2 separate regions of the Homo sapiens genome follow, and region 1 is linked to region 2. Evidence: chromatin contacts called from ENCODE Hi-C or POLR2A ChIA-PET data. All regions are on one chromosome and are shown on one strand. The core of a region is the stretch at or near the end of the contact, and the rest is flanking DNA. Distances in the headings are between cores, read along the strand shown. Region 1 holds the start of NEBL-AS1 (NEBL antisense RNA 1). Region 2 has its middle 77 kb from the start of NEBL-AS1.

Region 1 (5,702 bases), core at 2,075-4,574, 76 kb after region 2:
GAATTCTGTTCAATGCCCCCATTTTCTGATTTCTTGAAAAGTTTCTGGTCTACCTGTAAGCACTAAGGAGTAAGGAAAAACACATATTAAACAGTCTTCACCAGATAAAATTTTTTTTAAGTTATTTGCCAGAGAGGTATGAGTGATTCCATTTGCTTACCAAAAATATACTGTCTATGATAACATACTGTCAGTATGTAATGAAGCATGAATTAACCAAGGGCCCTCCATCTCTAGGAGACCTGAATGATGAACCTACTTCAAAAACTGTAGGGAGGATGAATCTCTGGCAACATTCCAGCCAAAAGGCCAGGGGTCCAAAGGCCCCTTTGCTGCCTCCAGACTATGCCAACCACACAGGGGAACTGGTGAGAAAACTCAAACATCAGGCCAGGTGCGGTGGCTCACGCCGGTAATTCCAGCACCTTGGGAGGCCGAGCGGGGCAGATCACCTGAGGTCCAGAGTTCGAGGCCAGCCTGACCAACATGGAGAAACCCCGTCTCTACTAAAAATACAAAATTAACTGAGCATGGTGGCGCATGCTTGTAATCCCAACTACTCGGGAGGCTGAGGCAGAAGAATCGCTTGAACCTGGGAGGTGGTGGTTGCAGTGAGCCAAGATCATGCCATTGCACTACAGCCTGGGCAACAGGAGCAAACTTCTGTCTCAAAAAAAAAAAAAAGAAAAAAAAAAAAGAAAGAAAGGAAAAGAAAGAGAAAACTTAACCATCAGGGCCAAGAGCTTACAGTTGAAAGCAGTCTGGGGTAGGGGGATGTTCACAGGAGTGGAGAAACATATGCCCCTGGGCAGCAAGGTAGACATTTGGAAACACTAGCCAAATCAAACCACCAGTAGCCTCCAGGAGTGATCTGAGCCCCCTCCTGAGCCTGATCCTCTCAAGGCCGCAATTTCATTACCCGCCACATGGGGGTAATAATAGTGTCCCCTAACTCGTAGGGTCGTTGTAAAGATTAAATGATCAGTATGCATAAAGTGCTTAGAACAGAGCTTGACACACGGTGAGCGCGATATAAATGCTAGCTAATTGCTATTCTAGGCTAGCAGCATGCCTACACAAAAGCCTTCCAAAGAAGGCTTACCTTTTTTAATCCCCACCTACTACAGCACTAACCAGTCGGAAGTACCCGGTCTACTTCAGTCGGTCTACTACAAACGACCTACTACTAACCAGCCAGGAATACCCATGTCTTTGGTTCCATTCTCCAAACCATTCTTTGATTTCCTGTTTAAGCCCAGAATCTCTGCAGTGGTCTCAGCTAAGACCAAATGAGCAAGACTCCTTTCCATAGCAACTAGGTTCAGGTATGAAATTGCAGTATGGCAACATCCTATGATTAAAATGGAAATTGACACAGGATTAAAATGGAAATCTACCTGACATGCACTTCAGAGCCCACACGTTCTCAGTGGGGAAGTTCAGCAGCTTCTAATAAGTGTCCCTAAGGCTGTAACACTGCGAACCTCAAAAACTAACCTGATTGAAGATGCATAGACGTTACCCAACACATTAGAAAGGTATAAAAAGCAGTGATCGTCAACAAAGTACATGGCCCCAGAGTCTGTGATATAAACAGGTAACTGGCCCCTGCCACACCTGGGTGACACAGTGAGTCAGTTCTTCAAAACAGGCAGGTCCACTGGCTCTCAAGCTCTGAGGCTGTGCCACACCTGGACAGCGTGTTGACAATACTTACGCATTACAATAGGGCTTCTTTTCATAGCCTTTGTAGTTGTTCATGTTGAGTGCCATCTTGCAGACCTCACAATGGAAACATCCTTTATGCCAATACTGGAAAAAAAAAAAAAACATTTAAAAATACAGTACAATGCCAGTTCTCACCAGGATGGGCACAGAAGGAAGGCTTTTTAGTGCATCACAGTCCCTGTAGCTGAAAATATTACAACAAAAAGAGTGTAGGGAACTGGGGATGTGTTTACCTACTTTCAGCTAAGTAAATAAAGCAGGCAGCTCTGAAAATGGAGTCTTAAAGGAAAACCCACCGCAATACACAGACGCACCATGGACGAACTGTCAAGGTTCTGTCGAAACAGCACTTCTTTGAGCAGCCAGAAACGATTTCTGAGCTCGGTTAATGAAGAAACGGGGCCCAGAGAGTGGCTTCGAAACCAAAAGGAATCCAGTTCAAAGTGTCTAAATGCAGGGTTTGTAGGATCTCAATAAATATGTGTTCACCCGAAGTCAGGCAAGCTGAGGGGGCTGCACGAGAGCTATGTAAGTACCCCTACACCTGACCAGCTTCCACTAAAATGCTGGACCTCGGACTCTGCCCGGGATGACTGTCAGGATGGCAGCTTGTTCTAAGGAAGCATTTGTATCTTCAGACGCAAATTTCCCCAGAACGCCCCTGGCTGGTTTCAACTGTCAGTCACTCCGGATCGCTCCTGGGTGTCTCTCTCCCGGGCTGTTCATCTCCGTCCCTGCCCGGGAAGGGCAGGGGGCAGGGCTGGAGGGGCCCGGCTACAGAACTACTTCCCCTGGAATTCCCCACCCGGTGGATTAGACACCCGTGGGTCCGGCTTGCCGCGCTGAGCCGGAGCTCTCCAGCAGGGATTATTCTTAGCAATGCGGCAGCGGCCGCCCCATGACATATTAATTACTATTTGCCTCTCCCCCTCGCCGCGGTCACAGGAGGCGCTGCGGGTGGGCGGTGAGGTGGGATCGCGGGCGGATCTGTGGGGCGGGGGGCGGGGGTATTGTGGAACACGAGTGGAGGTGGAGGGGGCGCGGCTCGCCGAAGTGCCCCCCTGGGTGCCCAGCCTGGTCCCTCCGGGGTCCGGGGCTGCGCACCGCCGTGCGCCCTCCGCAGAGGCTCTGCCGATGTCGCACCGCCCCGCACCGCGACAAAAGCCCTTCCCGGTTCCAACATCACAATCGCCAAGCGTGGTCTCTGACACTCCCGCTGGCGTCTTCGTTCGCGCGCCCTCCCCCCGTGCCAAGGCACACGCACACGCACCGACCCACTCATTGCTTTCCATCCCAGGTGCCAAAACTTCTCGAAGCAGGTGCAGCCCCTCGCCCGGCAGGTCCAGGCTGGCCCGGCGCCCCCTCGCTCACCTTATCCAGGCAGTTGACTTTCTCGGTGGGATACACGACTTTTCCGCAACGGGCGCACTGGGGGTTCATGATCGCGGTTCCCGGGGGCGGCGGCGGCGGCGGCTGCTGGCTCCCAGGAGCCGCTGTGACATCCCCCGGCGAGCCCCGCACCGCCTCCTGGCAGGCGGGAGGGCTGCGGGCGGCGGGCGCCGGGTAGGGAGTCGGCGCCGGGCCACGGGTGAGTGCACGGGGAGGGCGACGGGGCCTGGCGCCTGGGGCCGGCCGCGCTCTCGGGCTCGCAGGCGCTGGGTCTCGGCTCCGGCTCCGGCTCCGCGCCGCTGGCTCTGCGTCGCTCGCACTCCAGGTACGGGTGACTCACACAGTCACTCGCGCCCGCCCCTCGCGCTCACTCGCTCCCCCGCCTCGCCGCCGCCGCCGCGCAGGCCAAACCCACCGGCGCGCCCGGACCGAAGTGGCAGGGAACGTGCACGTCGGGCACCCTGGGAGGGAGGGCGCAGCGGGGGAGGGGGCGGGCAGAGACCCGGAAAGCTCCGCAGACCGCCGTGGGTGCGACTGTGCGGCCTGGGGAGTGAGCCTCGCGCCACCGCCGCTGCAGGCCGGGGAGCCCAGGTGGGCGGCGGCTGGGGAGGGAGGGATCCAGGCGGGGGAGGTGACAAACACCGGTGGGGAGAGTGCTCAAACCCGCGTACTCCCTTCCCTCCCTCTTCTCTTCCCCAGCCGGGGGCACCCTCATCCCAGGCTGACTGACGTCCCTGGCACCCAAATGTCGCGGGGAGTGCGGGGCCAGGGTGCGCCCTCCCTCCTCCTCCAGCCAGTGAAACCCGGGACAGCGGCACCCAGCCCCAGGGCGGAGGCCGTCTCTGCTGCGCGCAGCGACGCACCCAGGCCCAAGGGCCGGGAGATCCGCGGGGAACCCGGAGACCTGCGTCCCAGAGGGGCCGAGGGTTGCACCGCGCCCGCTCCCACGGGCCTCTTCCGAGAGGACGCTTCTCCCTCGTGTCCGCGGGAAGTCCTCGGATCCTGGATGAGAAAGAGCCTTCTCTCACCGGCTCCCAGACCCCGCGCTTTTTAATACCTGTCCTTGCAGAGCGACTGGTCATTTTAGGCCCGAGTCGAGCCTCTCTTGATTAATAAATGAATATGGCTCGTTTTGTTTTAAGTGTGCGTGGATGTATACGTTGTATTGTTTTGCAATTCAACACCGCAAAGATCTGGGAAAAGTTCTTCACCTGCATTAAGGAAAGCAATTACAAACTCGTAGTCCAAACCAGAAGAGCCAGAAAATCAAGTAGAAGGCTCAGGGTAGGATGAAACCAAAGGGAACAGGAATCGTTTCTTCCTTTTAATAAGATGTCAGGTTATTGGACTCACTTGATGAGAGGCAGCAAAATGAATCGAACACAGCCTGGGTTCAAAGCCTGACCCCGCCATCTAATGATGTGACCTTCTGCAAATTCTTAGTCGCTCTATGCCTCAATTCTTTAATCTACAAAATGGGAATAAGGACGCAGCTACCGAACAGCTTCTACTCTCCTGCTGTGAGGATTAAATGAGTCAGCAGTTCCGAACTGCTTCAATCGGCCTGGCTCAAGGGAAGCTCCACGGAAGAGTCAGCTAGGATTATTATAAATTGGTTATAACAAAGAAGCGAACACATTCCGTTGCTAGCGCACAGATTAAGACTCAATAATGCCACATACCAACTGCCACTGCTCTGACAAATATTTCTGTCATTTCAAAAAAATATCATGGCTGCAGCTTTTCATGACAAAAGAAAACCATTGGTTTCTGGGCCTCTTAAACAGCTGCACTGATGGACATATTCATAATAATGCTGTACTGTTTGACTTTCCAGAAGATGTAACTTCTTTAAAGGATTCACCAAATTCAACAGCCCCTGAGCCACTCACTCACTGCCATGTTCACAAGTCCACCTCAAAAGCAAATAAAATGAGAATTTGCTGTCAGAGAGGATCAGCTGTCTTTTAAAAATATTTCAGAGCTCATTAGAAATGTATGACGAGGGGAAAAAAAGTATGTGATCGCCTGAAAGGCAGTAGTTTTTTTTTAAACATTTACATTTTCATAACTGTAGATCATGAAATATAGTTTGAATATCTTATTCTCTTTTTCAAATTGTAAGCACAAAATTCAGAGCAAGAATGTTGGTGATATGTGACATTATAGCTGATTACATCTAACCTTTGAACTTTAAGTTATGTTTAATCTTTTTTTTTTTTTCTGAGACAGGGTCTAACTCTGTCACCCAGGCTGGAGTGCTGTGGCACAGTCATGACTCACTGCCTCAGTGAGTGGCAGCCTCGACCTCCCAGGCTCAGGTGATCCTCCCGTCTCAGTCTCCTGAGTACCTGCGACCACAGGCATATGCCACTATGCCCTGCTAATTTTTGTATTTTTTGTAGAGATGGGATCTTGCGGTGTTGCCCATGCTGGTCTCAAACTCCTGGGCTCAAGCGATCCTCCCACCTCAGCCTCCCAAAGTGCTAGGATTACAGGCATGTGGCACCACACCCAGATACATTTTATAATTTCTTACCAAACCAGCAATGATCACAGTGCCTGACATACAGTATGAATGAAAT
Region 2 (5,418 bases), core at 1,654-4,153:
GTGGCATGAATATTACAGACTCCTGTTAACATCAGATGACAAAGCAAGGTCACCTCTTTGCTTCTAAGTCTCACATTGTAAAATTAATTTCACCGAACCAGATTCAGCAATTGGAAGAATGGCAGTATCGTAGGAGAGACTAGAACCCTCTCGTCATAGTTTCCCAGGTGATGGTGAAGAAAATCCTTGGGCCAACAGACAGAACACAGAAAACGCTCCCTATAATTAGGTGAAGGGATCCAAAGTGTAGGTGTGCCTATATCCATAGTAGTGTATTCAAAATCTGACACCACTAAGCATTATGATCTGGGAACCACCTGCATCCCATTGAGAACTCACTTAGATAGAAAGGTTTGTTTCCAATTCACATTCCAAGGCCTCATCTCAGACCAACCAACCATATCAGAATCTAGAGGTGGGGCCCATGAATCAGCTCTCTAGACTGTTCATAAGTCCACTAAGATTTCAGAACCCCTGCCCTGAAAGCTGACCCTCACAAAAGTTCCATCCAACAGGGAGTTATCTAGGGAGTGGTAAAAGGTAAAGACATTTGGCCCAGGTAGTGATGGAACCAGGGAAATTCTAGCCTAAGAAAAGCAGATAAAAGATAAGACGAACATGGTCAGAGTGATGACCGTTGACAAGGAAAGATGGCCAGGACCAACTACAGATTCCCTTCGATGTAGAATTTTAAAATTCTAAATCACTAAACTTTTGGGAAATGCTGAGTTAAGGGTGTTAAACGGTGCTATTAGCATAACTGTACCTTTTAAAACCAAATCACTAAACTGCTATTTAAACTGTTAAGCTTAAGGATTTTGAAGCTAATCGGATTATTTAGGATGTGATTTTAATGTAAGTAGAGTCCAAACAAGAATGGCAATTTTCTATTAAATCTTGAAGGTTTTTGAAATCAATTCATCTTAAATCTGAATTTGGGGCACTTGGTGCTCAGAGAGAAAGGGACATCTCAGTGGCATCTGTCTCCTAGTCACTGGTTAGCTTCATCTTGATGCAATGAGATGTAATATATTCCCTTCAGCTTTTTGAGAAAATGACAAGGAAGACTTGGGGTTATCTCTCTCATGCCTCCCTCATCCATGAGTCCTCTTAGTACTGTTCAAAAGATGACGGAACTAGAATGTAAGAAAACCTGGGTTCTGAGCTCTACAAATCCCCTAACTAGACTGGATAAGTCATTTAACCTTGGTAGGTTGCAGCTTCCTAGTCAGTAAAATGAAAAAGTTAGACCAGATTATCCTCTGGCTCTAACATTCGAAATGTAACATTACACACAATAGTGATGCTGTGCTTTAGGCTTTAAATAGGATTAAATAGATCCCATAAGCATGTCCATTTATTTTCCCCTAAAGAGAAATGTAATATGTCAAAATAATCCTGTTGTTAATATTGTGACTTGGAGTGGAAAAAGCATACATGGAAAGAAACAAACACTACTGTGGACTTCAATACCACTGAGTTCTAGGATCCTCGTCCTTCCCTCTCTCTTCCCACTGTCCTTTGATTCCCTGCCTTTCCCTATTCTCATCCTCAGTCAGCTAATTCCCCTTGTTGGATATACATGGAATATAAACCATAATACAATTTGCATATAAAACTCGCTTCTCAAAAATACTGTTGAGGCTAGTATCTTAGATTAGCCTGAAGAAGTTGTTTAAAAGCCCTTTTATTAAAGAGTTTATTTAAAGAAAAAAAACAGAATGTTTACACGGGCTTTAGAGCAACTTGGTTTTGAGTGTGTGTGTGTGTGTGTGTGTGTGTGTGTGTGTGTGTGTTTTGAGACAGGGTCTCAGTCTGTCACCCATGCTGGAGAGCAGTGACCTGATCATAGTTCACTAAAGCCTCAAGCTCCTGGGCTCATGCAACCCTCCTGCCTCAGTTTTCCCAGTAGCTGGGACCACAGATGCTCACCACCATGTCTGGCTAATTTTTACAATTTTTTATAGAGGTGAAGTCTCACTATGTTGCCCAAGCTAGTCTCATACTCCTGGTCTCAAGCAATCCTCCTCCCTCAGCTGCGACAGGATTACAGGTATGAGCCATCAGGCCCGGCCTGAGTGTATATCTTTTTAACATAGATTTTGGCTAGTTTCATCACATTGGTCTTTCTTTCATTAACTTATCTCTCCTTTTTGCATCACTCTAGACCCAGCTATTTCATCTGAGCTCCCCACAAATTCCTCTACCCTTCTCTATTACAAAAAGGCTCAATCAAAAATCTCCAAGGCATCCTTAAAAAAAAAAGGTAATATTTCCTGGCTTATATTTTATTTAAATACACTTGTAGGAGTTTTACCTTCCCAGATACCACTACTTTGGAAATTTTCACCTCCACTCTCCTAATACTTTATTGTTTCCAAATAAAATTTATAATAATTATTCATTGCCTCTTTGCAAATAAAATGAGCTCAATATCCGGCCAGGTGCGGTGGCTCACGCCTGTAATCCCAGCACTTTGGGAGGTCCGGGGGGGGGGTGGGGCAGATCACAAGGTCAGGGGTTCGAGACCAGCCTGACCAACATTGTGAAACCCTGTCTGTACTAAAAATACAAAAATTAGCCAGGTATGGTGGCGGGCGCCTGTAATCTCAGCAACTCAGGAGGCTGAGGCAGGAGAATCACTTGAACCCGGGAGGTGGAGGTTGCAGTGAGCCGAGATCACACCATTGCACTCCAGGCTGGGCAACAGAGTGAGACTCTGTCCCCAAAAAAATACATAAATAAAATGAGCTCAATACAATGGTGTGTCCTTTCTGTTTTCTATAGCAATAGGCTGACCTCCATTTCAGCATGGCTTAAATGAGTCATTTTGTATATTGCCAGGCCCTGGGCTCTGCCTGTACTATTCTGGTTACATCATTACCCACAAAAGATTTACAAACAGGTTTCCATGGCAAGCTACAAGAACAAATGAAAGAAGTCCAAGAGAAGTGTAAACAGAAAAGATAAGTCTCGGTCAATTTCTGATGAAACTGGAATGCAAGCTACCCAAAGCAACGACTTCAATCACCACAACTGAAATGATTGTCATTCCCCTGAAACACGACAGGAACCGCCCAATAAATGAAGACATTGGACTTTTTTATGGATGTAATAGTCACAGCTCCATGAGAAAGACTCTAGTAGCACAAGGGCAGTCACCTTCTGTATACCAATTTTTTTCCTTGTTTAATGGTCTAGACAAGTGTTACTGCTGTAATTTGTGACCCTACGTGAAATGAACATTCGTAATAATCTCCTTTTGAATCTTGATGTTTTCTGTAACCCTGGTAGCTAAGTGCTGATAACAACAATTATCTAAATGTTGCAAAAGGATGAAATCAGTAACAATGGGTCTACTGAAAAGAGGCAAAAATGTGAGTGGATATGAATTTATAACAGCAATAGGGCTAAAGCTGCAGGGCCCTTTCATGTAGGAGGATAGCAACACACACACACACTCATTCACATACACACACATTCTCACTCACACGTGCACACATACGTACACACACTTGTACACATTCACACACACTGTCACACAGAGAGTGCAGAAATGAAAGGAGACATTTTCACGCATCCACACAAAAGACAAAGATCAAACTATGACTCTTTCCTCTTTGCAGCCCTACAACTCTTCCTATCACACAGCAGGTCATCAATAAATGCTCATTGAATTGAAATATGGTACCAAATGCAGACTCAGGAAACCCAATGGTATTTAATAATTATTATGCAAATAAAACTGCATCTTTTCACACAGAAATAGGGGTGACTTGTTCTACCTCCCTTAGTAATGAGAAGCCATTCTGGACATCTTACTGCTAGACCTGGAATAATTTCTTGTTTCTCAATTCCCTCTCTTAAAAATTCCTCCCTTCCCAATCAATCCATGAAGATAAACTCAGTTCATTTGGTGTCCTACAAGATTGTTACAGGAGCGCATAAATACACTCCTATATACATATGTATCATCATAAGCTGAATGTATATAGAAAACAAAAAAAATTAAGGAAGTCCTCCTCTGGCCAGCTTTCCCCCATGGCCTCTCACTTGAACAGTTGTTTTGCCTGTAGCCACAGGTTTAGCAAAGAAATCAAAGTGAGATAAATCTAGCCAGGCATGGCGGCTCACACCTGTAATCTCATAATCCCAACAATTTGTAAGGTGGAACCAGAAACATCACTTGAGCCCAGGAGTTCGAGACCAGCCTGGGCATCACAGCAAGAAACCACACCCACCAAAAAAAAAATAGCTGGACATGGTGGCACACACCTGCGGTCCTATCTACTCGGAAGGCTAAGGCGGTAGGATGGCATGAGCCCAGGAGCTCACGGCTTCAGTGAGCCATGATCGTGCCACTGCACTCCAGCCTGGGTAACAGAGAAAGACCCTGTCTCTAAAAATAAAAATAAAATCAAAACAGAGTGAAGCATATATACCTTTTTCATAGACATATCATTTTTTAAAATGACATGAACCTACTGAGTAAATTATTAAACTAAAAGTGACGGGTATGAATTCAATGATTCCCATTTCTTCTTCTATAACCTCACACACTGAGTAGCCCACCCACCGACATGGCTGCTTTGCTCAGCTTGCTTCCCTCCTCTCCTTTCGCGTCCTCCCCTGTCTGGTGCCAGCCTGTGTTCTGTCCCTTCACACCAGCTTGCCATTGCTATTCCTGCCATCTGGAGTCGGTTTTCAGTATCTCTGTCTCATCAGCTCTCCATCTATTTTAAAATATCATCTGAAAACATATGTTCCCCCAACCACCACCCCTTTCAATTTCCTCTCTGCTTTTATTTATTTCATCTTGACTTCCTTTAGCTCTGAAAAACTCATCTGATTCACTTCAGAAAACTGCTCTACAAAGGGCCGTAACTGCATTTGATATGAAAGATTGTAATCTCTCAGATTTGAAATATCTCATATGAGTGGCCAGCACATGTTCTTCCATTTTATCTCCATGAAAGGATGGAAGGAGGGAGAAAGACTGTGAGCCAGGAAATGAGGGTATTTCCAACATTAAAATCACCTTGAATGTTGCAGATCAGTTGCAAGTGTTCACTGTTGCACACTCCTCTGTTGAACAAGGCCAAAGAAGCCAGCCCAAGATATTACAGTCACTGAAGTTTTGAAAGCAGGCTGTTCTGAACATCTTTGTAAACACTTATAACTCAATAAGAAACTGTTGAACCCCTATTTAGGTTTGCCAATAACAGAGTTGCAAAAAAATAAAATAAAATAAAAACAAGAAGTCCTCCTCAATCCTTTCTATTTCCCTTAAAAACACGCCCAATAACCTGGCCTAAAAAGAAACAAAACCCCAAAACAGGGAGGGGATGAATGTGCTTAGACACCCACTCAGTCAAAAACTTCCATTTCCAGACTGCCCGGCCATCACATTCTATTGAC

What was found. A loop is a pair of places that touch in the nucleus more often than their neighbours do. ChIA-PET counts read pairs that join two places held with the same protein, here RNA polymerase II (POLR2A). Pooled maps may share reads with other maps.
Region 1: a map of Caco-2 shows a loop between it and region 2 (5-fold over the local background). The contact joins the promoter of NEBL-AS1 here to the enhancer-like site in region 2. A Hi-C loop is called at or near these places in 7 of 168 maps with a recorded cell type or tissue (Caco-2, Calu3, K562 and 4 more) and 2 of 50 pooled maps. POLR2A ChIA-PET finds 5 or more read pairs at or near these places in 6 of 52 experiments (A549, Caco-2, MCF 10A and 3 more).

Annotation. Positions count from the first base shown.
Region 1 is chr10:21,170,666-21,176,367 of GRCh38, forward strand. It overlaps NEBL-AS1 (NEBL antisense RNA 1), which reads left to right and starts at 3,325. Exons shown (of 2, transcript NR_046283.1): 1 at 3,325-3,442; 2 at 3,817-4,258. It also overlaps a transcript of NEBL not described here. RefSeq lists an enhancer at 2,904-3,794.
Region 2 is chr10:21,094,733-21,100,150 of GRCh38, forward strand. It overlaps a transcript of NEBL not described here. Among named protein-coding and RNA genes, the nearest start is that of NEBL-AS1, 77 kb to the right of the region's middle. RefSeq lists an enhancer at 2,868-3,162. Within about 2 kb of position 2,904, at least 4 of the 41 ENCODE cell types and tissues checked have a DNase peak (open chromatin) inside an H3K27ac peak, as active enhancers do; they include PC-3 and PC-9, where a contact is called at or near this core.